Regions from separate parts of the Mus musculus genome. Here region 1 is linked to region 2. Evidence: chromatin loops called from intact Hi-C (ENCODE). Cell type or tissue: heart. All regions are shown on one strand. Links, peaks and the distances in the headings refer to the core of each region. The heading gives the core; the rest is flanking DNA.

Evidence for each region. A loop is a pair of places that touch in the nucleus more often than their neighbours do. Peaks named below come from ENCODE experiments on the same cell type or tissue, not always from the same donor. Only the 100,000 strongest peaks of a DNase experiment are listed, where the experiment ranks them.
Region 1: it touches region 2 in a loop (6-fold over the local background); 6 of 42 quality-filtered maps call a loop at or near these places.

The regions. Positions count from the first base shown.
Region 1 is chr5:105,690,873-105,706,367 of GRCm38, reverse strand. It overlaps Gm42166, which reads left to right and starts at 1,652. Exons shown (of 2, transcript XM_017321263.2): 1 at 1,652-1,725; 2 at 5,505-9,339. The coding sequence starts at 1,652. The coding sequence ends at 6,480. Lrrc8d (leucine rich repeat containing 8D) reads right to left here and starts at 6,399. Exons shown (of 3, transcript NM_001122768.1): 1 at 6,114-6,399. In heart, for the core only: a CTCF peak has its summit at 6,443; DNase peaks (open chromatin) are centred at 5,777, 6,417, 7,027, 7,517 and 2 weaker places; H3K4me3 peaks cover 2,189 bases; H3K27ac peaks cover 1,785 bases; H3K27me3 peaks cover 3,365 bases.
Region 2 is chr5:105,792,011-105,807,505 of GRCm38, reverse strand. The region is part of intron 2 of Lrrc8d (leucine rich repeat containing 8D); the gene reads right to left. It also overlaps the pseudogene Rps15a-ps5. Among named protein-coding and RNA genes, the nearest start is that of Zfp326, 77 kb to the left of the region's middle. In heart, for the core only: no CTCF peak of the experiment used is centred there; DNase peaks (open chromatin) are centred at 7,095 and 7,425; H3K27ac peaks cover 331 bases; H3K27me3 peaks cover 2,216 bases.

The sequences.
Region 1 (15,495 bases), core at 2,786-10,785, 100 kb after region 2:
GCAACCACACGGTGGCTCACAACCATCTGTAATGGGATTGGATGCACTCTTGTAGTGTGTATCTGAAAACAGCTATAGTATACTCGTGTAAATAAAAATAAATATATAATATATTTTAAAAATGTGGGTGCGTATGAAAGACTGTTATGTTTTCCCCAAATCTCTTTTCTGAAAGGGGCATTTCTGTCCCCTTGCCTGAAACTAGAGGGCAGGGCTATGCAGGTCTTTCCATAGCTTCTTCATGCCCACCCCCTCGAAAATCAAACAAGCAAAACACTGTCCCTTGGTAGTTCCATGGCGCTCCCTAAAAGCTCCATCTATTTGCGCCCTGTTGCTCCCCTACAAAGCCTTCTGATGACTAACACAAGCCTGTGTGGTTTCCCCAGAGCAAATCCCTCATGGTTAGGGATTTCATAATCCAGAAGAGCTTCGTGTCACCTGTGAAGCGAGGAATCCCACTGTGCGCGCCTTCTTTTGGTTCAATTATATAAATAAGACCCCAGGGACCTCAACTGTTTACACACCTCGGTGCAGAGGAGAAATCTCTCCTCTGAGCCTTTGTCTTCTTTAAGAAAGATTCTGACACCTAAAACTACGAATGCACGCAAGCTTAATCAAACCACCTTCCCACGGCTGGGCAGTCTCATGCGCATCATTCAAACGTTGATCCATTCTGGTTTGACTCCTTCCTTTTCTGGCTGTCCAGAGAACTGACTCGAGGGTCTCTCACATGCTAGACAAGCATCGAGCTACACGGAGCTACAGCCCCAGCAATGTCGGACAATATCGTTTCCATATCTTATGCCATATGTTTACCAAATGCCCCTTCTAGAATTATCCCTGATCCCCAGAAGGTGCACACAGGTTCCCCCCCCCCCCCCCCCCCGTGGACCACAACAGAATCCAGACACAAGGAATTATACTATTTCAACAGATGTGATCACAGCAAGGGACAGAAAACAATGAACAACATAACATATATGGGCCATCAGATTTGGAATTTTGCTCGCTCTATACTATGGGATGACTAGCACACAATTTAGGGGCTGGGGATTTAGTTCGGCAGGTAGACAGTGCCTGTCTAGCATGCGCAAAGTTAAATCCTCAACACTGCATACATCAAGCACTGCGTTGCATGCCTGTAATTTACTAGAAGAATGGAAGCCAGCAGATCAGGAGTTCAAGGTCATCCTGGAGCTACATAATGAATTGAGACTTGAGACAGACCAGTCTGGAATACACGACTCTTTCTCAATCAATCAATCAATCAATCAATCAATCAATATTGCTGGGTAGATCCAAAATATTTGAAGGACCTGGCACTAAGTTTCCAGGATCTCTGACCTGTTTTCCTTTAAAGCACGCGTGCCCCTGAAAGCTCAGGGCTGGGACAGAGGTTTGGTTCCAAAACCCAGTAGTCTCTTCCTCCATGATGTAAAGCTGCCTGCAGTGCTCTGGGCAAAGAGCTTGAGTGGGAACCACGTTCAGACCGTCTACCTCCTCACAGGGCTCCACAGCAACTCCGATCTGGCAAGCTTCCAATCTGTGAAAAACAGCAGCAGCTCTCCTCCAGATGTCCGCACAGAATGACAAGAATCCCAGAGGAGGAAGTCGGCCTCTTGGAGGCCCGTGACAGTCCAACAGCAGCAAAATGGCAATGCAGCTGCACATGCTGAGAAAGCCCGAAGCCATGTGGACAAACTCCCATACGCCCCACACCAAAGGGTTAACCAACCTCGACAGCTCCCTCCATCCTAAGCACATGCCAATCTCAAAAGACTGGGAGCACCCCAAACCTGTGGGTCTCACTACAAAGGCCTGTTTTTTTTTTTCTCTGTCAGGATACAAGATGGAACCAAAATTCACGAAGGTTGATGAGGTAACAGAAAGTTTAACAACTCAAACTTCCCAAGAAGAAAAGAAAATGCTGTTCCGTGCATACGAATCCAGAAGCCCTGTAGCTCTGATTACCTATAACCCCAGTCTGCAGGGTGTCGCTTTTCAGAAAGGCAGTTGGGAGTTTAAGCCGTTTATGTGTATGTAGTAGGTCTCCCCAGCAAGCTCTCTGACTGTTCCTGGCTGGCCTCGCCTATCCCGATCACCACACTGAATTCAGGGCTCTTCGGGAGCTGGGCTGACAAGATGTGAAGGATTAGCATCCCCTGAAAGACTGACTAGAACTGGAGACTACATTGTGAAAGTTAATCAGGGGGAAGGAGACCTCATTCTATGAACTGGAACAACTCCAGGAACTCCTATGAAACCATGGGAGGGAGCCATGTTTAGATCCAAGAATAACCGAACGGTCCAAAGACGGCGGTCCTCCTCAGATGGGAGCTCCCCGTTCCTTGGGATATTTAAACTAGCTACTTATCAAGTGTAAGAATTTGCCAAAGAAGTCAGACTAATGGCTCTCGAAAACAGCAGTCGGGTGACATTCGCTCCCCTTACCTAAGCGTTACCCCGCCCACAAGCTTATTAATTACTTGCTCTCAAAACGATCTGTCTCCTGATCAGGATTTGTCCAGACCCTTGTCATTTCAAGCCTAAGCAGACATGCTCTCCTAAACAGACTTCCAGCCTTCTTGTTGTTATTCTTCACGAGTCTCGAACCACTGCCCTGTACTCAGAGATGTGATTTCACTTCTGAGAAGGCCACCCAACACTCCTGCTCACTGCTAACAGGAATCAATGTCAGCATTGGCACGACTTGTGCGTGCACGTGCGTGTGCCCACAGGAATGTGTATAGAAGCCACGTACTCTACCCCTCTCCACTTTGAGATTAGGGTCTCTTGTAGGACGCGAACTCACCATCTCAGCTTGGCTGGCCTGTGAGTCCGGGAATCCTCCTGTCTCCCTTTCCCCAACTCTGGGGCTATAAACGCGTGCCACACCCAGCTTTTCCCAAGGTGCTAGAGATCTGAACTTGCTTCCTCGTGCCTGTGTTGCAAGAGCTTAACCCACTAACTTTCCCCAAGCCCCGGGTTTGGCACTCCTGACACTGTAGACAAGTTCATTCCTTGGGCTAGGAGCACTGTCCTATGTGTTGAAGGCCTGTCTCCTGTTTTACATTAGTTACTTAGGGGGAAGGATATTTATGAAACAAGAGTCAGTCTCAAATTCCACTGTGTGTGTGGGTTCCAGGGATTACATACTCTTCCACGCTGCTCGATCTCCAGGGCCCCGAAGGCTGTTAAAATGGCATTTCTAACCACCAGAAGCCAGTGGCACCTGCCCCCAGGCTATGATAAGCACACATTCTCCACATATTGCCAACTGCCAGCTGAGGCAGAATGGTCCATTGGAGAACCTTGGGTTAAGGCAAACAATTAACCACACTAGTGACTCTTCGTAGTTAACCTTTCCTCTAACTAGTTAATAGGTTAGTATTTTCTAACCTATTTCCAGTAAGGCAAACCTATTGACTCCTTAAAGCCTCCACTAAAGTGTGTGTGTCCCTTGACTCCCTCCCTCCTTTGAGGCAACTCCACCCCTAACTACTGTCAAAAGTCTTCTCAGATCCCGACCTCTGCCCCGACACACATTTTCACCCTGCGCTATTGGACTCCTGAACTACTGTTTATCTGCCCTTGTGGTACAGAGATCCCTGCCCCCTTAAGATCACATAGTATCTACTTGGACCCTGCTCACTGCCACTACTATCTGGTTTATCTCAGGTCAGACGCACCACCTCCAGCGGTAAGAGAAATCCCTTCCAATGTCCACTTTAACAAGATATGTGGCTGTGTAAGGTGGGTCATGTCTGCAATCCCAGCACAAGGGGAGGTATAGAGAGGACAGCCTAGAGCTCTGGGCCATCCTGGGCTACAGTGTGAGACCTTCCCCCATGTCAAAAACAAAAGAACATACACGATCATACACACAAAGATCTGTCCAAACTTTAACCTCCTTATGGTCTGAGCCAATTTATGTACAACTTGCCCACAAATATCAGGAAAGTCCAATTTCTAAAACAAGAGTGCTCACAAAACAATTTAACTATTTGGACAAGCCAAACATTTTAATCCTAAAATTAGTTTAATTAATTAATTAATTTTAAAAATTAATTCTAAAATTAAATAAAGAAAAAGTTTTAAAATTTTTTTTTTAAAGTTCCAAAATCTCCATAAAATATAAAACTTAACTGGGGTGGGGGTAGGGGGGAAAGGCCACAGGTTGACTAAGAGTTTTCAACGCTTAGGCAAAGAAGGCTGTGGCCATGGCTCAATACTTGGTTGCATCAGACACACTCCACCCTCCCCCAGTGGGAAGTGGGGGAGGGAACGCCAGGTCACCTGAGGACAGCTCACAACTCTGACCTCTTAATCTATAAGGTTTCAATCAACAAAGTTTATACACCTTCAATAAAAACTAGAGGAATCTAAGATAGTATGTTCCTGTGGACAGAGCGGGAACTCTCCACCGCTGTGGAATCCCATCCAGCACTGTGGATTACTTCCGCGTGTATTTCCGGAGGGCTCCCTAAATTAGTGGCAGTCAACACTCTCAGGTTCTCGACCTCATTTTAATCTTCAATTCTTTTTCATGTCCAGACATTGGCTTTTAACTTCAGTTGGTGTCAGGACAGCTCTGACCCTGACCTTGCTGATAATATATATGCTGTGTTCTCGAGCTGGAAAAAACAGATGGTATCTGAAGACCTCACAGAGTAGTGATTCCCCCCCAACCCCAGGTCTTCATGACCCTCACCCTCTACCAGGCCCTGGAAACTTTGGGGAGGGGGGCCTGAATCATATTTTCCTCGGTTGTTTATTAAGTAAACAGCCCTTACCCTTACTGAGACCAGACTCCACGCTCTGCCGGGACTCTTTCCACACTCGAGCACTGAGCGAGTGTATTAGGTGCTCAGTGAACGCTGTGTGGGTGGGATTTTATTATTTAAATGGCCAGGGAAAGTTTCCGGATATCAGTGCTTCACGTCTATATCTCTTTCAAAAAAAAATAACAAAAACAAAAAAACTCACGTCTTCACAGCTGTCTTGACCAATACAAAATAAAAACTAAAAGAAAACTTTCAAAGTCACGGAGAAGGAAATTGTGGGAGGAAAGAAACCAAACAGGAGCCCCCAAAGTCTCAAGTCAGGGCTCCGGTTCGGCGAGGACGCCCAATACTTGGTCTCATCTCTTCGCCTTCTGCTCCCATTTCTTTACCCTGCTTTTTCTTTCCAGCAATCCTACCTCCCCACTCTCTGCCACGCACACCCCAGCTGCATGGGAACCGCGAGACCTTATACCCCAACCCTCTCCAGAGGGGACCTACCTCTCCTCCCCTCGACCCGAAGCAGTTCTCCTTCACTGCGGATGGCTTAAAAAAAAAAATCAAAGAACAACAACAAAAAAATCTCATTTCCTTATCTGTTAGGGATACCCCACATAAAGGGGGACAGAGACAGAGTGTCCCCCATCGACCCTCCAGTAACTGGAGGTGACAGTCCTCTGGGAAGGCACCCCAGTTCTCCTCTTTTTCAAGCCCCTAAACCAGAATCAAGCAGAAGTCCCGTTCCCAAGAGCCCACGCTTCCAAACAAGCTAGAAGCGGATTATACCGGTACCCAACCCGGAGATGGCCCGCGGCGCGCAGGGTGCACCTGCGGCCCCAGTGCCCTCCCCCCGGGCGCGGAGGGCGGGGCGCAGGGCTCCCCTCCCTTCCCCGCCCCAACCCGCGAGCACCCCGAGTGGCCCACCCGGAGCGGGACGGAGGCGGATGGGGAAGCGTTTCTGCAGAAGTTCAAGGGCTCCTCTCGCCGGCTCCGGGCCAACCAGGCCAGACACCAGACACCCACCTCCTGGAGGACTCGGAGCCACCGCGATAGGCAATCTCCGCCCCTGCGTTCGCGCGCACGGAGGCCGAGGCGGGAGCGCGGCAGCCGGCACCCGGCCCGCGCAGGGCCCAAAGCGAAACAATGTCCCAGCACGGGGTGGGGGGGCTTGGTCGCACTCCCCGCCCCAGGGTCCCGAAGCCCTCCGGAGTTCCCGATCGCAGCCCCGGGAGCAGCCGTGCTCCCCCGCGGCGCCGAGAGGCCGGACGTCTGCGCGCCCCGGGGCCGCTCCACCTGCGCCCTCCCGGCCAGGGTGGACCGACGCGCACCCACCTTCGCGGGCAGCCCGGGCCGCGCGTGCGGGAGCTTAGGCGGAGGCGGGAGGCGGCGGCATCACCTGCGGCGGGCGGCGGCTGCACCGGGACGCGCCCCGGAGGCGCGCGGCGCCCTGGACCCTGAGTCCGCGGCCCCGCCCGCGGCTGCCACCTCTAAGCGCGGCGGAGGAGCCGGGGCACCCCGGGCGGCGGCAGCGGCGGCGACGGGAGCAGCAGCACATGACTCTGTAACGAGGGGAATTAGACAAAGCGTAACATGGACTCCAGGCCCGTGCAGGCGCCGCAGCTCTGGGACCAACCGCAGCCTGCGAGCGCCGCGACTGGCCGGGTCGCAGCCAATGGGGCGGGCCCGGGCCTCCATGTGATTGCCTGCTCTGGGCCCGCGCACCCCGCCGCGCCTGCCTAGGGGGTCGGTCCGGCTGACCCGAGGGGCTGGGTGGCCGGGAGGTGACCGGGATTCTGGGCTGGCTGCTTGAAGCTCAGCAGGTGCACGAGGCGGAGAAGAATGGCCGCCGAACGTCGCCGGAGGCGCAGAGCTTATCTCTTTCAAGCGCACCTGGGCAGGGCATGGTGCCAGGCTGTCTGTTCCCTTGAAGCAACCGGGCTGGGCCGGGAAGCTTCGTCTGTGTTGCAGTTTCAGGAGGCTGTTCTGACCACTAAAAGCTGATCGTTGAGATTGGGAGAACGGGTGCGGGGTAGGCATTAAAAAGTCATCCAGTGCCTTCCAACTGGGAAAAAGCAATTACCTGGGATTCAGGGCTCGTGCACCTAACTTAATGTCTGCGCAAACAGATTTCTCTGCTAACAATGCCTTATCTCGTACGTTTTATTTTCAGCTGAATCGGGACCTCCCTGGTCCCAGTCGTTTAAGCCAAAAACGTCGTGCGTACGAAACAGGCACTTGGGAAGTTGTTCTAAAAAAAGTTTCCCAACTCGATAGCTTTCCGGTGTGTTTTTGTTGCCGTGCGGGTGAAGTTTCCTTAGTGTTCTTTTTTTTTTTTTTTCCTCTGTGGAGAGATGAGGGCCAGGACACCAAGTCAGTCAGGGTAATTATTTTAGTTCAATCAAAACAAACGATTCCTCCCCATACTTCAGTATCTCCTTTCATCTGAAACCTCACGCTTCTGGGAACTCATGCCCAAAAAGATGCCCTCCAGATTCATTTATCATCCAACGCTCTTAAAGAAGGCCAGGATCCTACAGAGAGAGGCAAAAAGGAAAATGTTTTTCTGGGCTCCCAGATGGTGACAGTGGCCCCTAAAAGGTAGAAGTAGGCCGCCCAGACATGGAAGAAGAGGCCAGGCCTTGAGGGCCAACACCCTCCCGCTGAGCAGCCCCAGGCAGTTTTAGATGGAACCTCAGCCTTTTGTTTGCTTCCCGGACCCTCCCGGACTGCAGCCTCTCCAATTCCCTACACCCTGCCAAGGAGGAAGTGCGTGGGCAGCCAGTGTGTGGCAGGTGATGTAATTACAGCCCTGGGTTTGCTGATCTAGGAGGTTAGAGGTTTTCATGCTCCTGACAACTAATGGTGGGACGGCTGGATGAAAAATGTCCTGCTGTTAAAATCAGTTTAGAAAAGTTTCTCCCTTTGCAGAACCACCACTTGCTTTTTCTATCATCTTTTTTTTTTTTCAAGCTGATTCTAGAGGTTTGTGGTTTTTTTATGGTTTTATTATTGGTATAAATTAAAAGGTAGGCCAGGCAGTGGTGGCTCACACCTTTAATCCCAGCATTTGTGAGGCAGAGGCAGGCGGATTTCTTGAGATCGAGGCCAGCTTGGTCTACAGAGTGAGTTCCAGGGCAGCCAGGGCTATACAGAGAAACCCTCTCTCGAAAAACCAACCAAACAAAATCTCAGCACTAGACTGGAGTCAGGAGAAGGATCAAGATTACCCTCAGCTACATAACCAGTTTGAGGCCAGCATGGGTGACATGAGGTCCTGTTTCAAAAAACACTCTCACCCAAGCCCCCCAACCCCCTCCAAATATTGGTATAAATAGAGAAAGCAAAGAACTGATCAGCCAGCCTGTGTGCACACCACAGAGAGAGAACACATTGTCACATGCTGAATGTGAGATCAAGTTTGACAAATTCTTCTGAAATACAATTTGGAAATTGTGTTTTCTTTTTGAGACCAGGTCCCCTGAAGGCCAGGCTGACCTTGAACTCCTGATTTCACCTCCAGCTCTTGCTGAAGTTGCAGGAAAGTGAGTCACCATGCCCAGCCAAAACGTGAGGAAAAAAAAAAGATTTAAAGATTGATATTTAATTATGTGCGTTGTGCAGTCTGTGTGTACTTTTACACAAGTGAAGCAAATGCCCCTGGAGGCCCGAGCTGTGAGCTGCCTGGTGTAGGTGCTGGGAATCAAACTCTGGTCCTCTGTGAGCAGGCACTGAGCCATCTCCTCAGACCCTCAATGTGGACACTTTTTGTTTTTTTTATGGTTTTTTTAGTTTTATTTATTATATCTAAGTACACTGTAACTGTCTTCAGATGCACCGGAAGAGGGCATCAGATGGTTATGAGCCACCATGTGGTTGCTGGGATTTGAACTCATGACCTGTAGAAGAGCAGTCAGTGCTCTTAGCCACTGAACCATCTCTCCAGCCCCATGTTTTTTGTTGTGTTTGAGACAGGTTAAACAGCACTGCCTGTCCTGGAATTCACAGAGATCTGCCTATCTCTGCCTCCCAGCTGCTGGGATTAACTTCATGTGAACATTTTTGAATGCACAACTCCACATCTAGGAATTTTTGCTTTCAGTACATATATGCAAAAGTTATATGTGTGAAAAGTATTTAACACGTGGCACCTGGAGACACAGCTTAATTGGTAGAGTGTTTAACTAGCATGCAGGAAGTTTGGGACTTGATCTCAAATACACAGTACTCCAGGTATGGTGGCACATGCCTGTACTTCTAGCATTTGTGTGGCAGAAAACTGGAGAATCAGAAATAGGAGGTCATTCTTGGCTATGCAACAAATTTGATGAAAGCCTAGGATACATGCAACATTGTCTCAGAGAGAGACTGTATAGTCATCATAAGCCTGCTGCTCCATGCACATCTTCCCCCTGTGTTTTAATTATAATTTGTCCTTACCTATACTATAGTATGCCTGCAGACTCTCAGTCCTACTGACCTTCTAACCAGAAAGGTGTCCTGCTCCTTAGAGGTGAGATTTTTACATTATTTTTCCATTATCAAGTAAAAAAAAAAAAAAACCTAACATGATAGGCCATAGACATACTAATGATCTATAAGCATATCTTTTTAATGTATGTGGAAATCAAACTTTACAGATTTGTCCCAGATATGCTGGAAAAACAACACCCCCACCCCCCCCCCGCCCCCGGGGAAAAAGGGCCGAATCTGGTTACACTTGGGTGTTCAGATGTAAACAGCATAGACCATGGCAGGAATGTGATTTATGACAGTGAGAAAATGTGTGGAAGGGCTTAGCCAGGAACCTAGAACATAGGTGTCATCTAGTATACATATTTCTACATAGCAGAAGTATGACAAAATGTCTGCCCTGTTGTGAGTCTTCTTACAGCACTGCTAATGTGCGAAGGAAACCACCGTGCAGACATAGAGATGCTACCATCACGCACTGTGAGCTTAGCCTCAGCCAATGGTAAAGCAAGACCTCATCCGGAGTGCCTGAGGTGGTTGCAGGTAGCCCATGCCGACCTGGAACTTCCGATGTAGCCAACGGTGGCCTTCGTCTTTTGATCCTCCCATACAAGTCTCCCTAGTGGCAGGACAGAAGGTCAGTGCCACCACTCCTTGCTTTATCTCCGCCTCTACTTGTTTGAGGTGGTTCTTCTTTCTTCTTATCTTCTCTTTAAGTGGATTTAAGCATCTCACTTCTTAGGTTTATATAAATAAACCCTTAGCCTTGCAGTAGGTGGCAAATCCGCTCCCATCTTCACAGCTGAGGACGGTTCAGAGATGGAGGCCAGAGTATGACGGGCGGAAAGGAAGCGGGCCTGGGTGGACCATGTTGGGTAACTTCCTATGATGTAACACGTTGCCAGACTGCTATAGTTAGAAAGAGTGTGTTGAAATTGAAACCAGAAAGACTAAGACATGTGTCTTAGCCAGAGAGAATGAGAAGTGGATTTGCACCCTTCTCAGAGGGATTCCAAGATTGGCAGGTTTCAGCCAGCCTATCAAGGTAAGCAGGCACTTTTTCTTTTCTTTTTTCTTTCATTTTGTTTTGTTTTGTTTTGTTTTTCGAGACATGGTTTCTCTGTGTAGCCCTGGCTGTTCTGGAACTCACTTTGTAGACCAGGCTGGCCTCGAACTCAGAAATCTGCCTGCCTCTGCCTCCCGAGTGCTGGGATTAAAGGCATGTGCCACCACGCCCGGCTCAAGCAGGCACTTTTTAAAAAAGATTTATTTATTATGTATACAGTATTTTGCCTTCACATATGCATGCCTGTGGATCAGAAGAGGGCACCAGATCTCATTATAGTTGGTCATGAGCCACCATGTGGTTGCTGGAAATTGGAAATTGAACTCAGGACCTCTGGAAGAGTAGCCATTGCTCTTAACCTCTGAGCCATCACTCCAGCCCAAACAGGCACTTCTTAAATTGTAGCCCAGAAGTAAATATACCATTTCAATAAATTAACGGGAAAACAACAAATCAAAAAACAACAAGTTCAGACACCTGCAGATCTGTCCATGCAGGCTCTGACTTCCTGCCTGCTACAATCCTAGCTAAAAAAAAAAAAAAAAAAAAAAAAAAAATGGTGGAGTGGTGGCAGAACTGGAGTGGAGAGGGGAAAAAGAGCAGAAAGGTGATCCTGGTCACAGATGTCCCCTGAGACTGGGTGGGATGTAGGGCAAGAGACTAGAGGGGCTTTCAGTAAGAATGGGCACTTGTGGGGCTGGTGAGATGGCTCAGTGGGTAAGAGCACCTGACTGCTCTTCCGAAGGTCCAGAGTTCAAATCCCAGCAACCACATGGTGGCTCACAACCATTTGTAATGAGATCTGACTCCCTCTTCTGGTGTGTCTGAAGACAGCTACAGTGTACTTACATATAATAAATAAATAAATCTAAAAAAAAAAAAAGAGTGGGCACTTGTGCATCAGTTCAGGGCATAAAAATTTTCCTCATGACATCCTCTACCCATTTCTCTTCTCGAATTTGCATCTGAATGCCTCAAGAGATTCTTTGTACCCAATCCTACCCATTTTTCTCTTGATTTTTTTTTCCCTGAAACTAGCGCAAACTTAAATGACCAGAACCTCGCATTTGGTTTCCCTTCAGAGCCTGTTCCTCCTCTGGGCTTTCTTACACTTCTCCTCAGTAAATGGTAAGTCGGCCCTCGGTGCTGCATGGACTGGATGCTCTGAAGGCATTCTTGACATTTTCTCTCACTGATATCTAAAGAGTCAGGAAATCTGTTAGTTCTTGTCATGGCTTGAATATGAAGAGTTCCACACAGGCTCATGCACTGAGGCCGTGGTCTGCAGCTGGTGACATTCTTCTGGGAGGCTTGTGGGGACTTTAACAGATGGGTCATTGTTGGAGGAAGTAGGTCACTGGGGGACATTCACTTGTGGAGTATCTTGGCTTCCTTACCGTCCCTCTACCCACCTCCAGCACCTGTGAGGTAAATAGCTATGTTCTACTATCCCATGATGCTCCTCTGTTCTCCTATCCCTGCTATCCCATGATGCTCTGTTCTACTATGCGTACTTTCCCATGATGCTCTGTTTCATCACCAGCCCACAGCAGTAGATCCACATGACCGTGGCGTGCATGTCTATAACCCTGAGCCAAAACAAATCTCTCCTCCTTCAAAATTCTCAGGTCCTTGTCACAGCAACAGATATTCTCTCCCCACCACCACACACATGGACACACACACACACACACACACACACACTCCTACCTCAGCCTTCTAACTAGTCTTTTGCTGTAAAGTAGCAACAGCACACTGAATGAATAATAGCCTCTCCCTGAGACTTTATCGCCTATAGGCATTTTAGCTCAGAACAAACCTCACTTTGTGCAGTGACACAATTGACAAAGCATTTCTCAGAGTGTCCGGCAGCACTTCCTCAGATACCCCACTGACCTCATGTACCATCCCTTGTTGTGTCAAAGTTTCCTCCTAGAAATACTCCCTCCTACCAGGAAGCCCCTTTAACCAGAAGGTAAACACTCAGAATAGCTTCTAGCAGTCCAGGGTCACTGGGCACCCCCCTCCCAACACAAGCAATAAAGAGTCCCGTCTCAGACCAGCCAAGATGCTGAGAAGACTCAGAGATCAGACCTGGAAGACTCGGAAACCAGCCCAGCCTCCTGGAAGAGGTTTAAACCAACCAAGTCACACGAGAAGGCCACTTGCCACCCAGCTGAGCTTCCTGCAGGCTCTACACTGGGCTCCAGATTCCCAGCTTCTGTGACCTGCCACTCATGCTGGGGTGGTCTTTGGTGATGCAGCTGCCTCTGAGTCATTTCTGCTTCTGTAGGTAATGCCTCATATTTCTGTGAGGACACCTCAATAAAACTTACTGCTTCACCAATGTGGACTTTGCTGGTGTCCTTACTGTGGTCTGTTAGCAACCTCCTATCTGGGATGAGTAGACATGTATGCACATCTCCCCAGGAATAGTGTCATGTGACACCTGGAACCTTTAGACTCAGACCAATTACATGTGGATCCCGTGTCCTTCTCCTGTTCAGAACTGGTGCATGAGGCTCTTCAGCCTCCATCATCACATGCACCAACTCCCACTCCATCATCACATGCACCAACTCCCATAATATACTCCCTCATGCTCTCATCTGTGTGTTTATATCATCTGTCTGTATTTGCCATCTCTTATCTTATGCACTACCTAATCTATACACATGTCTGTGACCCATTGTGTCTAGCTCTCTGGAAGACCCTAGTAGGGTCTTAAGGAGTTAAAGACATGGTCTTACCAAGGCCTTAAGGAGGAGCTAAAGAGGAGTCTAAACCACTCACACAGGAGAAAGGCCCAGAGACCCTTTTCCTGGAAGTCCGTCATAGCCTAGGATAGCCACCTGCATGATATTACAAAATAGGGATTTCATCTTTGGCCTCATGTCCTGTCGCACATCCCGCAGCTTTAGAATTCGTGGAAGCCACGGATTGTTGTTGGCTTTCATTCCTTCTGTGCCTGTGCTGAGATGTGAACTGACCACTGGTAGTTTTTAAGTAGCTTTCCAAACAGGAGCTGGTCACCTGGAAGAAAGAGGGCTGGAACTCCGGTCTTCATTTTCCCTGATGCCTGTGACTGAAGCTGGAGGTGACATACCCCCTAATGATCAATGACTGAACCACAAACGTGTGTGAATAGAGTCTCAAGCCACCCTCCACCCCAAAGAAATATTCAACTCTCAGATCAAGCCGGCATGGCTACAGAGGTCTAGAAGTTCTGACCCGGTACTTCCCTGCTCCACCTCATGAATCTCTGTTGTTACATGATTTTCTCCACAATGCACCACTAAGTACATTCCCAAGATCCACGAGTCCTGGCAAATTAAACTCAAGAGGGGATTATGGGGTCCCAGCCTGTAGATGCTCGATTAGAAGCATGGGCTACAACCTGAGACTCGATACTGGCATCTGAGGCAGCCTGGGGACTTGGCCCCCAACCTATGGAATCCTATGCTACTCTATAGATACTCTTTGGGGTGAGTTGAATGAGATCAACGATCCATGGGACCCACTACAGAATTTTTTGGGGAGGGGGGCTGGTAGGGGGATTCCCACACCCGTGAGGTCACATGACTCTTATGTGGACTGAGTAGGAATCTAGGGAAACAGAGTTTGGGTTCAGTGTTGCCCTGTGTTGGCTCTTGAAACTTGATCTACAGGACACACATTTTTAGTTCTTTTCTGCTCCCCACCCCTACCCCTGCCCCCAAGACAAAGACTTACAGATATCTGGCTGGCCTTGAACTCCCCACATGGACAAAAAGGACTTGTGATTGTGATCTTTCAGCCTCTTCTCCCCCAGTCCTGGGAGGTGTACCCTACCACATCTAGTTCACAAAGTTCTGGGGACCAAATCCAGGGTTTGGTGTGTGCTAGGCTAGCACTTTACCAACTGAGCTCCGTCCCTCTCCAGGCCCAGGGGTTTGTGTTGTTTTCTTGTTGCTTTAACTGTTTAATTAATCACCAAAAGTCTAAATACACTTTTTTGCCTTTTTCCGTTATGAGCCCTAGACGTGAGAGGCAACTCAGAAAAAAATATTACTACCCTAATCTCATCTACTCTCGAATAGTTGAAAGAGTTGTATATGGGCTGGAGAGATGGCTCAGTATTTAAGAGCAATGACTGTTCTTCCGAAGGTCCTGAGTTCAAATGCCAGCAACTACATGGTGGCTCACAACCATCCGTAATGGGATCTGGCGCCCTCTTCTGGTATGTCTGAGGACAACTACAGTGTACTTACATATAACAATAAATCTTTTTTAAAAAAGAAAAGAGTTGTATGCATCAGCCATTCGTACTTCATACACTCCATCAGAAAAGCTCTGTCTTCCAGGCACAAACTTTAAAACGGGTGCTGTCCCTCACAAATGTCTCCTTTATTTCTCAGCATTCTGAAAGTCATTTCTTTTAAGTGAGATGACCGGGCAGCCCTTCAGGCCCCTGTGGTGAGCACCCCCATCTTCTGCACAGGAATGCTCAGAATAGTGTGGATTCTGAAGACAAATCCTGCTGGCTGGCCGAGTTTTAATGCCAGCCTGGTTCTGGGAAGATGGGCTGTATATTCCAGCCTACCCTCCCCCTCTCGCTAGACCTCACACACACCACAAGCAGATACACACTATCTGAATATCACACACTGCAGTCAGCAACTTCAGGCCCCATTAAGGACGGGGATATGCCAATGGCAAGAGTGGCCAGAGGACTTTGAAATGATTGGCAGTCTAAGCATGAACAGCAACTGGGCTGTAGTGACTTACCCGGCAGGACCTGGATGGTACTTCAGCTGAAGTCCAGAGAACAAGTGCCCAAGCCATCCTGGCAAACAGCGCAGTTCATGACTTGGATCCTGAGGCACTCCGCTTTGACCAGGGTGAATTCCAGAGTTTGGGTGGATGGGGCCCTGTAGTGTTTATTGTCACAGTGTCTTACCCTTTGTAAGAGCACTTAAACTCTTTCTCTTGTTTGCTTTGTTGGTGATGTCAGGGGTGGTTTAGATATGTGAGGATCACGTGGTAAGTGAACAAAAGTCCGAGGTGCCAGTTGTCTCTTCCATTGGCCTCCTTCCATGCCTGCTGGTGGCTGACCAGCTGTGGAGATGAAGAATGGGAAGTGTGCAGGTGTGGGGTGCTTGAAGCTGCCTAGGGTGGCCACGAATTCCCAGTGCTAAT
Region 2 (15,495 bases), core at 4,361-12,360:
GCACGAACTGTGAACGAGGGGAGCCGCTGGGTTGGTAGTAAATGCTGTCTCCCTCTCTACACATGTTTTACTGCAGTCCATAAAACAGAACATGGTGTTAGAGCGCTGTGCATCATAAGCACCCAACAAAACCTAGCTGTGCTAGGGTCTGCTGTGAGGAAGGACGAGTTCTGTCTGAAGAATCCTATGCAGACTTGTGCTAAGTCTGCTTCTCACAGTGAACTGGTACAAAGAGCCACGGAGCCCAGATCATCCCCCCCCCCCCCGCCCCCGAGACTTGGCTTTCCCCTTCTGCAAGTTCATCTAAATGTGTGGGCAACATGGGCATCGAGAACTCATTCAGTTAGCCATTTACTCATTTCTCCTCTAGCTAGAACTCACAACATGGTAGAGCCCCTCACAGCCCAGAGGCTCTAGCTGAGCTAGAACCCACTGCTTCAGTTCTCATCTTATCTTCACCTTGTACACTAACTATAAGATGGAGCACTCACGGCCTGGCTATCTTCTAGGGCACCTAGGCCTTTCCTTGTACTATCGATGAAAAGGGGGTGAAATACCACCGTGAGGAGCAAACACATCCAACACTTCCACTGGAACAGTTGCCCAAAGGTGTCAAAATACACGGGGTGGGGGCAAGCATGACTAGGATCTGCAATGTGGTGATGGTAAAGAAGACCAAGGAGGATCATGGGAGCTGGTGAGATGGCTCATGGGTAAAAGGCACTCATTTCCTGTCAAGACTGACAACCTAAGTTCAATCCTTGGACCCAGATGGTGGGAAAGAAGCAATTCTCTATAGTTGCCCACATGCATGCCACGGCACACCTACACCCACATATCTACAAACAGATGTTAATTTTAAGGGGGGGGGTGGTCATGAAAACTGAGAGACAGAAAAATATATCAACAAAGAAAGAAATAGGGAAGAAAATCAAGAAAAACAATAGCTAAGGGAAGGATTTTAATAAGGGTATAAATCAATCAAATGATGGGGGAAATTACAGTTGACAGACTCTTGAAAGTCATTAATTACTTCTGATAATTACCTCTCTTAAAACGGAACTCATCCTGACACTAGGAAACATCCCTGTGTTCACAAAAAATTCCTCCAAGGGCTGGCCTTTCAAAGTAGTATACATAATGCCTTATTTTAGAACCCGAGATAAACTGGTGAATTTGGATGAGAGTGACCTTTGCTCTATTTCTAAGGGTTTAATAAAATAAAGACGTGTTTCATTCAAACGGAATTTATCCAATCATGCTCCCAAAGCGTCTAGGTATGCATGCGGCTCTCCTGGAAATCGCTTACGATCTTGATGAGTCCAGAGTTATTTCTCTGCAGTGGCTCACTAGCTAAGGCATGCCTGGAATGATGGACCTTCCTGTCCCTGCGGTAGACACCAGTGGACGCGTCATAGAGACACACCGCTGAATTATAACCCAAAGCATTTCCCACAGCTCTTATGTACGAGTGGAGCTGTAACACTGAAGCACTACCAAGCACAGGAGCTTACAAAAGCTAAACTTAGAGATGGAACAGCACAAAAGACACGAGTCGGCCAGCATCTATCTGCACGTTTATTTCGGAATGATATGGTGCCTCCTGGAGGACTACACGGAGATCTCCCCCTCACCCCCGCCCCGAGACAGGGTTTCTCTGTGTAGCCCTGGCTGTCCTCGAACTCAGAAATCTGCCTGCCTCTGCCTCCCAAGTTACACAGAGATCTTTGATTTGGGATAATTCTGAGTATCTGCTTTCTGATAAACCCAAGTTTACCTCTGTAAGAATAGTCCTAGAGAACATGTGTCTTAGTTAGGGTTTTACTGCTGTGAACAGACACCATGGCCAAGGCAACTCCTACAAGGACAACATTTAATTGGGGCTGGCTTACAGGGTCAGAAGTTCAGTCTGTTATCATCAAGGCAGGAGCATGACATCTTCCAGGCAGGCATGGTGTAAAAGGAGCTGAGAGTTCTACATCTGGTTCCAAAGGCAAAGAGGAGAAGACTGGCTTCCAGGCAGCTAGGATGAGGGTCTTAAAGCCAGTGACACACCTATTCCTACAAGGCCTCACCTCCTAATAGTGCCACTTCCTGGGCCAAGCATATACAAACCACCACAATAGATTTTAAGTAACATTTTTGAATGATGATTTTTATCACGTTTAATTTACTTTGTGTGCATGTAGGTTGTAGGGTATATGTGTGCATGCACGCATGCATACATATGTGCATGAGTGTATCTATGTGTGCTCACAAGTGTCATAGCACAGATGTGGAAGTCAGAAGACAGTGTATATAACAGTGTATAGAACACCCCCCCAAACAAACAAAACACAAACAAACAAACAAAAAAACCAAACCAAACAATAACAATGACAAAAAAATGATTGCAGAGACCAGCAGTAAAAATAGACATGGAGGTGTGGCCACACACCTACAGCAGGGGAACCATAAGCCTGGGCTCAGCATAAGCCACCCAGTGATAACTGTCTCAAATAAAATCCAAAACATTTGTACAATACACACAAGGTTTTAAGTTCAGTTCCTAGAACAGTAAAACAAACAAAAAGAAAAGAAACAACAGAAAGGGTAAACAAACAACTGACTGGGTATTCTGGGAACCCTCAGAGAATGACTCATGTCATGAGATGTCAGGGTGAGCTATGAACACGGGCCATCAAGAAAACCAGCCCTTCTGAAACCCAAGAGGCCATGCGTAAGGCTGGTGCACAAACTCAAGCTTAGATCTGCTAGGCACCCAACCCACAGACCTGTCTTATCCTCCACGGCTCTAGCCCATTCCATGTGGCTAATCTCTCTCTCTCTGTCTCTCTGTCTCTCTCTCTGTCTCTCTCTCTGTCTCTCTCTGTGTGTGTGTGTGTGTGTGTGTGTGTGTGTGTGTGTGTGTGTGTTGGAGGTGAGTGAGCATGAGGTGGAGGTTGGAGGACAATTTGTTGAGCCAGTTCTCCCCTTATATGTACATGGGTTCTGGGATTTGGACTCCAGTTGCCAGGCTTGTATTGGAAGCACCACCTTCACTACTGAGTCACCCTGCCAGCCCCACAGTAAGCAGCCCTGAATTAAAAACAAGGCACAACTGTGTCCACAGCATCTCTCACATATAAAGATATACATGCTTATAAATGCGTTTCTTATATAAATACCATACAGAGGGGGAGGGAGGAGAGGCTGTCCATAGCAGCTGACGCTGTGCACATTACCTGAGAAGATCTGTACTCAGACAGGAATTCATTCTGTCACAGTGTGACAGGGCACACTGCTCACACAGCACACTAGCATCCACTTCTGAGGGTAGAGACACATGGCGGTGAGAAATGAACACTAATTCTTTGACTTAAAGGTAGGATGACTGGGAGGACACATGATGTGCATCTATGCACACACACACACACACACACACACACACACACACACACACACAGATACCCACCACACAAAAGCAAGAGAATCTTCTTCTAGAAAATATTTTAATAAATTAATACCAAAGTGGCTGGGGATATAGCTCGGTGGGAAAGTACTTCCCCCAGAAAGTGCAAGGCCCTGAAGTCCAAGCTTCCACAATACAGACTTGTGTGCATATGCGCCCATGCACACACACATACACACACACTCATATAAACATACTCACAACTCATACACATATACACTCATGCACATACACTCATGTACACACACATGTACACACAATTACACACACATTCATACATACTCATGTACACACACAATCACATACATACTCATATACACCCTTGCACACATACAGACTTATATACACATACATCCTACACACAATCACACAATACACTCATGTGCACATACTCATACACACTCACTCACACTCAGAAACTTGTACTAAATGTAGAAATACGGAAATAAGAGTGGCGAGGCAGAAAACATGCAGAAGAGATTCTACACTTCACATGTCTGTCGGCTCATCTGTCTGACACACCAGTCTTCATTCCAAATCCACACACTGGCAGTAAGAGCCGAGATCTCTCTGAGGCTCCGGATTCTGACCTGTATGCAGCAATGGCTGAAGCTATGGGGTAGGTCTAGATGGGTATGAGACAAAATACAAACAAAACCCTCATTTCCTTCCAGGTTTGACTTTTTAACAAAAATAGTTCCTCGCTCTTGTGGAGGAGACCACTCCAATGGGATAGGGCTGTGGCTCAGTGGCAATGCACTTGCTCAGTATGCTCTGGGTCCTGGGTTCAATCCCCAACATTACAAGTAATATAATTTAACACAGGTCACCACATTCCACTTTGAAACCATTCTCCCTCTCTGCCATGAGAGTAAGAGAATCCCTGGGCTTCCCCCACACGCTTCAGCAACCTTGGTGCTTTGTGCAAATGTTATGTTTCAGTCTAACATAGGGAAGCAGGGCCAAGGGGCTACAGGAAGTCAAGTCTGATTCCCAGTGCCCTCTCTAAAGACAAGGCTACATGTCTTGATCTCTCCCCCTCCCCCGTTCAGCTGGCTGGAAACAAGAAGAGCAGGTACAACTTCAGAGGCCATGCATGGGGGAAGCCCACTGGGATTATCCGGCTAGCCCTCGGCTACTCACATCTGTCCTATGGAAAGGAAATAAACGACCAACTTATTCAACCACCCTATATGGAGTCTCTTTGTTACAGGAGCCTAACACCCCCATAATTAATTAAAAAAAATCTGTGACTATTAAAAAAGTACTTACTGGGACAGGTGGTGGTGGCGCATGCCTTTAATACCAGCACTTGGGAGGCAGAGGCAGGTGGATTTCTGAGTTTGAGGCTAGCCTGGTCTACAGAGTGAGTTCCAGGATAGCCAAGACTACACAGAGAAACCCTGTCTCAAAAAAAAAAAAAAGTACTTATTAAGAAAAAGCATTTAGAAATAAGATCTGGACAGACTTTTTTCCTTATCTACATAGCTAGTATTTTCTCTAACACCATCAAAGGTCTTAGAGTGGAGGATACAGAACAGGAATTTACATGAATAAATAACTGACAAGTTATAAGAGCAAATTAATATACTATAAAGTCACATTAAAATCAAGTATGATAGTAACTCTAACAAAGTTAACAGTAAACCCGTGAGAGGCAAAATACACTGGACAGTTGAGGCGATGATGATTCAACTCAGGCCACTGCAATAAAACACCCAATAATGAGAGCTGTCTTGAGCAAAGGAGGGGGCCTGGCCTCATAAAGACTGCATCTCATGGGAACCAGGAGAATGGAGAGATGGGTTTTAGAACATTCAAGAGTCCAGTGGTTTGCTGTAGTTCCTCAGACCCCCAGAGAGTGGTGAGGGGTAAACTTCTGGAAAATTTAAGGATACAGGGATATTTTCCAGGAGTCAGGCACCGGAAAACAGTGGAGAGAAAAGGATAGAGACGGGAGAATGGATGTTTGTTTGATTTTTCAGGTTGGACAGCTAACACACTAAAGTAGAGAGAGACTTGGGTGGAGCTAACATGACTATTCAAAGTGAACTAGAGAAAGACCCACAAACTAGTCAACATGTGCCCGATGAGATGCTCAGGGAGACACAGGCAAGAGCAGACCCAGGGTCATCAGCATCCAGAGGACATGGCAGAACTGGGCAAAGGAGGGCTATGGAAGGAGTTAGAGAAGGCGCTCGGAAGGGGCCAGTCGGAAGGGGCCATCATGAAACCCAGGAACTGGCTCCAGACACATACGGCAGGATGTGCAGGTGAGAGCCCACTGACAGCAAGCTACACTTCGAGGCTTCGCAACAAACGAAACCTGGCTCAGGCAGGTCAGGCCCAAACCCAAACTTGAATATTTGCTTCTTCCAACTCACCTGGATGGAAAAGCCTAGCTTGGGCTGCAGCAAGGAGTGGAAGGCAAAAGCCACACTTTTAGGCAAGGGAAGGAGTTAGGTGGGAGAAGCTGACAGAAGCTGAGAAAGGGCAGAGGCATCAAATTATACACACAAACACATTCTGACTGGGGGTGTGCACAAGCGCGCGCACGCGCACACACACACACACACACACACACTCACACTCACAGTTTGTTTAACCTTCACACCTTTACGAAGGGATAAAGATGAGAGAATTCCTACCCCTGTGAAAGTTCCCTTTCCAGTGTTTGTTTTCCCTTTACTACCCGGGCAAACATTAACTTTGCTAACCACCATCTCGCTCACCCAATCGTAAAACCTTAAAGGGTCCTTCTCTGTAGTCGAAGGGGGGAGAAAAGGGTGAGTTGTAATTCCCACCTCTCCTCCCCAACACACACACACACACACACACACACACACACACACACACACACACACACAGAGGAGCAGCTCTGTGAATATCTTATAATGCAGACAGGGTCAGGCTCTCCCACCAGGCCAAAGTCTCTGGGAAGGCTAAACATCCAGAGAACTCAAGTTAGATCTCACTGGAAGGAAGAAAGCATGAAAGGAAATGTTTGCTCTTTCTAAGGGGAGTGTCAGCAACAGTGGCCGGATTTACTCTATGTCCTTGGTCACAGTGGGGTCGGGGGTGGGGGAATGAGGCAGATAGACTGCAGGCATCTTCACAGGGCAATCTTCAATTGTTAGCCCCCTCCCCCCAAACCACTCCCCTCCACCTCTAAGGGAGCCAAGAGTCTCATTTAGAACTTGGCATACTTAGGACTTTCTTTTAAGTCTGCTTTGCAAAATAACATTTCCTAAATTAGTGTTTCTCCAAAGACGAACCACGAGAGCCCATACACGTTCTCTGCTGCTTAGGGAATGGAAAAGAAAATGAGGTATTAAGAGAAAATATTTCTACCTGTTGCTTTTAGTTACGGGGCCACTGGTTCCGCAAGCAATCCTTTACCAGGCTGCAACTATCACCTCTGCCCCAAGGCTCCTTGCTGTCCTCAGTGCTATATGAGGAGTCGGTGCCGCTTAAGTGACTCAGGTTGGGAATTCGCTAATGTCACAATCACCGGCAGAAGAAAAAGCAGGCCTGAGTTTGCACAAGCACATGGAGAGACAGGGAGGCACAGACGTCAATTACAGGCCTCCCCTGGATGCTGTCATCGACCAACCTCAGCAAGCTTCCTGCCCCATCAGATCTGACTTAATTGCTTTTCATTCCTGCTGTGGAAAAGCAGACACTGAGCTGGCTCCTGCCGTCCCAGGCAGCAATATGGCAGACTCTCGCACACCCCTGTATACTGCAAAGAAGCACAGCCAGGTTTTAAGGAAATACTAAGAAGCAGGTTGATAGTATTTTTCCATTGGTTTAAAAATAAAGCATTCGATGCTTTGAAGGAAAAAAAAAAGTGTCTCAGAATTATGGAACAGGAAGCAGCAGCTGGACAGAGCAGCCTTCATTTCCTCTGAGAGCCACCGAGGAACTCTCCATTGAGACAAAAGCAATGCTGAGGTTAGCCCTATTCTACCCCACAACAGGGTGCCAGAGCTGGATGCAATGTGGCTGGTCACATCAAAAATTACTGCACACCGTCACTCCTGCAGCTTCAGGGCCCCAGCATGAAGCTGCCCGTCCTCCCCCTACAGTCTGCCTCCTGCTCACTCTGGAGGCATCAGGAGCCAGGCTTCCGGCAGTAGCCTGGAACACACTGAAGCCTAGCCTGATTTCCAAGCTTCTTGCTGCTACCCAGGGTTACAGCTGAGGCTCTCAATCTCACTGTACCTCAGTTCTCTCCTCTGTGAAATGGCAGTGAGGTCACCTACTTCACAGAGTAATAAAGTCACACTGAAATAACAGACTAGAATAACAGTAATATACACTCTTAATACTACAGGGGCTTCCTAGTTTCAATACTTCCACAAATGATATCATTTCATTTGAGCCTTAACTGATACACAGGATGGGGAGTAACGGTGCAGCATCACCACCACCATCATCACCACCACTACCATCATCACCACCACCACTACCACCATCATTATCACCACCACCATCATCATCACCACCACCACTACCATCATCACCACCACCACTACCATCATCATCACCACCACTACTACCACCATCATCACCACCACCATCATCATCACCACCATCATCACCATCATCATCATCACCACCACCACCACCACCATCATCATCACCACCATCATCACCATCATCATCATCACCACCACCACCACCACTACCATCATCACCACCACCACTACCATCATCATTACCACCACTACTACCACCATCATCACCACCACCACCACCACCACCACCACCGTGGTCAGAAAACTGTGTCCCAACTCCTCAGCAAGAGTCCAAGTCAGAGGCTGGGAGGTGATTCTGAGAGTAAAACTGCTTGGAGTAAGTGAAGAGATCTAAAGTCAATTTTCCCAGCACCCATGTAAAACGCTGGGTCTGATGTCAGACAAGACTGTAATCCCAGTGGGATGGAGTAAAGATGGGGTTCCTTGGGGCTTACAGTACTAACATAGCTGGAGATTCAGTGATGGACGCCATTTCAAGAAAATAACATAGAGAACAACAGAGCAGGACACTCCGTATCTTTCTCTGGTTTTACATGTAGGCATGCACACACACACACACAAAGGTAGGCATGCACATACAGATATACATACATACACATATACGCAGGAAGGCATGTACATTCTCTCCCTCCCTCTCTCTCTCTCTCTTTCTCTCTCTCTCTCTCTCTCTCTCTCTGTCTCTCTCTCTCTCTCCTACACCCACACCCACACAGAGAGGCAGCCGGCATGCACACACAACTTCAAGCCATCTGAAATGCATCTGGCAAGACTTGAGTGCCAGGTATGGGGTGGCAAATTATGAAAGTCACTTATACTTCAGCCTGCACTCTGGGCAAGTCCCTTCACCTCTTGGGCAACATGACTCATCCACTGTCACCAGCACAGGGCTAGTGTCAGACAAAAATAGATTAGACCTGGTTCCAGCTCTTGAAGAACTGGGTTGGAGGCAAGGGTCGGGGATGGAAAGACATGACATATAAACAAATTAATTACAAAACAGTATGCACTCAAAATACAGAGTCTGAGGAAAACACCGTGGGACTCGGGACAGGAAATGACTAACTCTGGGGAACTCAGGGAAGAATTACTTTAATTTGTAAACTGGGAAAAGAAGGGAAGTGGACTACATGAACGTTTGTCTTGGGCTCAAGAGAAGGTCTGCAGTCACCCGCCCTGTGCAGTTCCTACCGCTTGCCTGCTTGTAAATGGCGGGTAACCCACGTAAAACAGCACAGATACCACGTGAAAAGTGTGTGGAGGTGGGATCGTGTCTACCCAACAAGCTAAACACCAGAACCTCAACGGGCAAGTATAACTGCTAGCTGAGTGAACGAGGGTGCTTGGTCTCTGTCTGCGCCTGTTCCCATGATTATGGGATGGTAAGAAGGCCAGCCATGATAATAATCCCAGCAGTAACAGCCACCTGCCTCAGAGGGTCAACAGAAGATGCCCCGCGTCCAGAGGTGCACAGAGACCCGTTCTCTGCACACTGTTGACTGGTGAACGCCTGTGAGGCAGGAATAGCGCTACTGTTCTGACTGGTAATGTGGCAGACTGCTGCTGGCTTAGTGTGTCCAGGATCCGGGTTGATTCTTGGCACCAGAAAGTGTTGGGTGATGCACCCTTGTAATCAATCCCAAGGCTTAGGAAAGAGAGACGGGAGGACCAGGCATTCAAGGAAATCTTCAACTAAAGAAAAAGCTCGAGTTATCCGATCAAGAGATCCCTTAAACACACACACACAAAACAATAAAAAATAAAATTACGACTCTCTTTCTGCCATCTTCCCTCGCCGCCACCATGGTGCGAATGAATGTTCTGGCGGATGCTTTCAAGAGCATCAACAACGCTGAGAAGAGAGGCAAACGCCAGGTCCTCATCTGGCCATGTTCTAAAGTCATCGTTCGGTTCTTAACCGTGATGATGAAGCACGGATACATTGGTGAATTCGAGATCAATGATGATCACAGAGCTGGGAAGATTGTTGTGAACCTCACAGGAAGGTTGAACAAGTGTGGCGTTATAAGCCCTAGATTTGATGTTCAACTCAAAGGCCTAGAGAAATGGCAGAACAACCTGCTCCCTTCACGTCAGTTTGGCTTCATTGTGCTGACAACCTCGGCTGGCATTATGGACCATGAAGAGGCAAGACGAAAACATACAGGAGGGAAAATCCTGGGATTCTTTTTTTAAATGTAAAGCATAAATAAAAGCCTTTGTGGACTGTAAAAAAAAAATAATAATAAAATAAAATTACTACTTCTTTGCTTGATAGTCAGAAAACATGCCTTTAAGTCTTCAAGTTGTGTGCTAAGGTTCCATATTTTATTTTATTTTATTTTATTTTATTTTATTTTATATTTTTAGAACAGATGGTTCGTTTAGTTGGTAATGGCATCAAGTCAGGTGTTTTATGTACACTGACACAGAACTCTTTCCAGTTGTAAATATAAAGTACGTGTGGATATAGGTTCAAGGTAATGGGATTAAAAAATCGTATTTTAGAAGATGATATGATTTTAAATAGATCCTTCAGGAATTCTGAATAGTTTGTAATTACAGAAAAGCAAAACCAAAAGGGAAAATACTGTCCCAATCTCACTGAAACTCTTGCTACGATGTTTCAGATTATCTTTAAATTTTGGTTTACAATACTTCAAAATTAAATCCCTCTTTATACCACTGAAGAGGCAAGCAAGTTTGGCCACTCAATCAAAGTAAAGGCAGTTAAATAAAATTATTTTCATTAGCATCTTTTCTGTGTATGAGAGCTTTGCCTGTATGCATGTATGTTTATCACACATGTGCAGGGGCCAGATATCACATGTGTACAGGGGTCAGAAGCGGTTATGTGGGCAACAGGCTCATGTGAGCTACCACATGCATGCTGGGATCTAAACCCAGGTCCTCTCCAGCCAGAGCAGCCGTCTCTCTAGACCCAGTGATTTCCATGTTTCTCTCACTGCACTCACAATGAGAATTATTTGGACTGTTATCAAAATGTCATTATGATATGGTAATTGTCAGGTGAAACAGGTTGTATCCAGATCAAATTAAACTTCTATAAATCAAACTGGATGTTTTAATTGGCAACATTAGCAGCACTCAACAGACCAAAAGATTCTGTATTTAATATTTAATGTATTAAACATCATTCACCCATTGGCTTTAAACCAAAATCCACACTTCCCGACTCTAGGGGCCTGTGGTTTTTTCTTGGTCAATAATACTTAGGTTCAAACATCAAAATCCATCACTAAAAGCCGGTGCTGAGAAATGACTTACCAGAACTCTAAAGGAATCAAGAGGTGGGGGAGGGGGGAGGAATTTAGTATACTCTTATTATATTTTAGAAAGAAGTTTTTTTTTTTAAAAATTCAACAGTTTTGTTATTCTTCTTAATGCTTTATAAATCTGTCCACAGGAAATGAAGCAAATTAATTCAAGCTATGATTTATTATAATTTACATGTTTCTTGGTCAGGGCATTTGCAAGTTATATGCAGTGGTGCACACCTGGGACCCCAGCACTCGGGGAAACTGACACAGGAGGATCCTGATTTCAACTGCAACCTTGGCTACACGGGGAGAGGCACCATCTCAAAGACAAAACAAGACAATAATATAAAAACTGGGCATGTGGGGAAAGCTCATTATTCAGCCCTCACGAGGCAGATACTGGAAGACTGCCCATGAGTTCGAGGCCAGCCTGCTCTACAGAACTGTTTCCAGGCCAACCTGGGCTACATAGTCAAGACTCTATCTCAAACAAACAAACAAACAAACAGCAAAAACTAAGTAAATAAATTCGTGATTGCTTGGTGGATAATCTTTTTAGTATACACGTACACCAAGACTTTATAGAGACCTGTGTGAAGTCTGGCAGCCACACCATCCCACTTATAACCAGCACAGTGGTAACACAATTATGGATTGGAGATGTTAGTCTAGGATGGTGCGCAACACTAAACGAACCAATGCAAATCATAAAGTCTGTAGGGAACATAATCTATGCTCAGCAAAACAGATGAAAACGATTCCTTCAGTCTGTCTACCCTGCGCTTATGTTACATTTAACAATCTGTTGTACTTGGTGTTCTTAGACTCCCTATGAGCCACACACGAATCCAGTCCCAAGGTGTCCTGAGTGTCCTGCCCTTTGTAATTAAATGTTAGATGATGCAGGTCGGTCATCCATTTAAGGGAGACTTTGAAAAGCCGAAAGCCAACCAACAGCCCTTGTACGGTACCTCTAAATGACAACACAGGTCATTTAGGAGAAGACAAACTCAAAAGCTGACCTGTCTCCCTAAGATTCTTACGGGGAGGACCTACCCATGACCCAACATCAATTTCCAGCAGCAGGAAGAGGGTGGAGTCCCAGCATAATTCTTGTCCTGATCATACACTGCTGCTGGGCCCAGGCAAGGTCGCCACATGTCTCCAAGCCTCAGATCCCTCATGTGTGGAGAAGCAGCCTGGATAGATGGACCTGTAGGCACCTTCATGGCTCAAACTGTTAAAATTTAGTTTCTACTTAGAAATCCAAACTCCAGTGTGTCCTAGCAAAGCCTTCCGTCCCACCGAAAGGTTGAGTGAACAGGGCTGCCTCCGAGTTTTCGTACCACATCACCTGCAGTTCACTGGTGTGAACACACTAGGATATAACTGTTGTTCACTCAACGAACTGAGCCACTTCAGAGGAGAGAACGTGTCTTACTGGTCTCTGCATATTTAATTATCTGTTTCTGGCTGATTTGGATACAAGACGCATGATCAATGGCTATAAAATAAATTCTCTGAATTACGGTGTCAAAAATTCATTGGGCATTTCCCTTTGTTGGGTGAAATGGGGGCTGGTACTATATTCTAAGGATTTACCAACATTCTCATGAAACATTTTTAAGTTAAATGACAGGGGTCTCCTGTGGATGATAGAGGTTAATGAAAAATTTGTATATTCTAAGTAGCAAGTCCACATGAATGACACAGAAACAACCTGTTCCCGGTGTGTAAGGTCCCAGGACCTCTGGTGAACCACTACTCTGTGACTCACCTGGGAGAGCTGTCACCTATCACTCACTCCCTCTGCTCCTCTGTATGTGGGCACAAATCCCACCACGGTCATTTTTTTTATTAGGTATTTTCCTCATTTACATTTCTAATGCTATCCCAAAAGTTCCCCATACCCTCCCCCCCTCCCACTTCTTGGCCCTGGCATTCCCCTGTACTGAAGCATATAAAGTTTGCACGACCAATGGGCCTCTCTTTCCACTGATGGCCGGCTAGGCCATCTTCTGATACATATGCAGTTAGAGACACGAGCTCCGGGGGGTATTGGTTAGTTCATATTTTTGTTCCACCTACAGGGTTGCAGATCCCTTTAGCTCCTTGGATACTTTCTCTAGCTCCTCCATTGGGGGCCCTGTGATCCATCCAATAGCTGACTATGAGCATCTACTTCTGTGTTTGCTAGGCCCCGGCATAGTCTCACAAGAGACAGCTATATCTGGGTCCTTTCAGCAAAATCTTGCTAGTGTAACACCACCACGGTCATTTTTAACAATTCAACTGTTCAGAAGAGTGAGCTCAGTGGGGCAGAACCTGGAAAAAACTAAATCCCTTGGAGGGAGGGAGAGAGGCGGGTGGAAAGGTCTGGGGAAATCAGAAATGTTTTTAACAAAGCGGTGTAATTCAAGAAGGGAGTTACATGAGGCCGAGGCAAACAGGGAAGGGGTAAAGATGTCTTTGGCCTGAACATGTTTTGTTTTCAAGTTCTGAAACAAAGGCTTAAGCTGTACGTGTCTGCTCTTCTGTATTTATTCTTCTGGCTCAGTTCATCCCTGGCGATTAGGAACCAAAGTGGTAAAAAAAAAAAAAAAGCTGTTGCTGGCTCTCTGGCCTCAGAGCAGAGTGGCAGACAGGAAGGCTGGCACCTGCAGGATGGATGGGAGGCCTTGGAGACCCTTTGTGTTCCCAAGGCTAGGTCACGGCAGCCTTTCCACCTGAGCAGATGCTGGCAGGTTGGGCTGGAGGTGTGGGTTACTCACAGGGTGTTTCTTGTAACACAACACCCGAGTTCAGCCGAGCAGGGCTTCCCTCAAACCTGCTCCCTGTCCACTTGAACCCCCACAGATCTGCACAAAAGAGCTGTTGACAGGTAGAAGGCTCGGGCAGGAAAGGCTAAGCTGGAAGTCCTAGCCAGTTAGGCAGAACCGAGATGACTCAGCAGGCTGGGGCTTTGACCCTGAACTGGGGGGAGCTCTACCCAAGTGCCTGCTACAGATGCTTGTGCACAGACTGGTCTAAACCCAGAGCCCATCTGAAGACAGCAAGTAGCGCAACCTGGCACAATACACAGACAGGTTTTCCTCATGAGAGTCAGCCCTTGGTCCTGGGTAGCAAGCAGCTAGCTACCAAGGTTTGGCAGAGAACATCAGCCAAAAGCCCAGGCAGATACCCAGCCAGTGGCTGTCCTGTCAGACTGTGGTCCTGAGACAGGACTCGGATGCCAAGAACAGCGGAGGTGGGGGTGAGGGGTCTGTGTGGTTACACACAGTAACTTCCAAAGCTGAGCTGTCAGCAATGCCGGGCGGGCGTCATGAACTGGCCTGGGCGATGACAGCAGCTGATGTCTATGCTTTTCAGCAGCCGGGATGAGCTTGCTCCTGGCTGCCGGCCGCCATGCAATTTACTCTGCGTGTGTTTAATGTAAAATTCACCTCTGGGCTGCCGTGGTCACCTACAGATGCCCACCAGCAGAACAATCTAAGCCTTTTATGAAAAGCAATCTTTCCTCTCGTGGTTTAGTCACACAGGGATTAATTATTAAAAGGGGCTTGGAACATGGCAGTGTAAACATCCGGGGAGGAGAGGTCTGTGACTAGGAAGCTTCCAGCCCTGGCTGAATCTGCGAGCGGGACTTAACAGGGCTCTGCGCTCCCCTAGGAGAGAGACCTGAGGGGTATCCCTGAAGGAATCCACCGCTGCTTCTCTGCCCACTCTCTTCACTAACTAGGCAGGGCTATGGAGGCCCTCCCTGCCTGTGGACTTTGTGTTGCCTGAGGGTTGTAGGTGGCTCTCCCTGTTGGTAGCCTGCCAGTTTCTGCTGCCCCGCTGAGACAGGGAAAGAGTACTTAAGTCCACAAGGTCCAGTCTATAGGAAGTAGCATCAGTGTTTAAAATGGCCGGGGGGGGGGGGGGGGGAGTAGGGGATGTGGCTAACAATCAGCTGATCCTTGTCCTCATTGGTTCTGAATGTGGACTGGGGTTCATACCTCCTCTCTTCTATCTTTTTTACAGTTGATATTCAAGACAGATGTGCAAAACCATGGTGAAAGGGAAGCTTAATAATTTGCTTGGTCTTATTTGAGAGTGGATAGTTTACCACTCTCCACCAAATTCTTGGGAAGATAGTCAAAAAAACATCCAGGAAATGCTGTTATCTATCCATCCATCTACCCATCCATCTAAATGTGTATGAGTATTTCGTCTGCATGTGTAT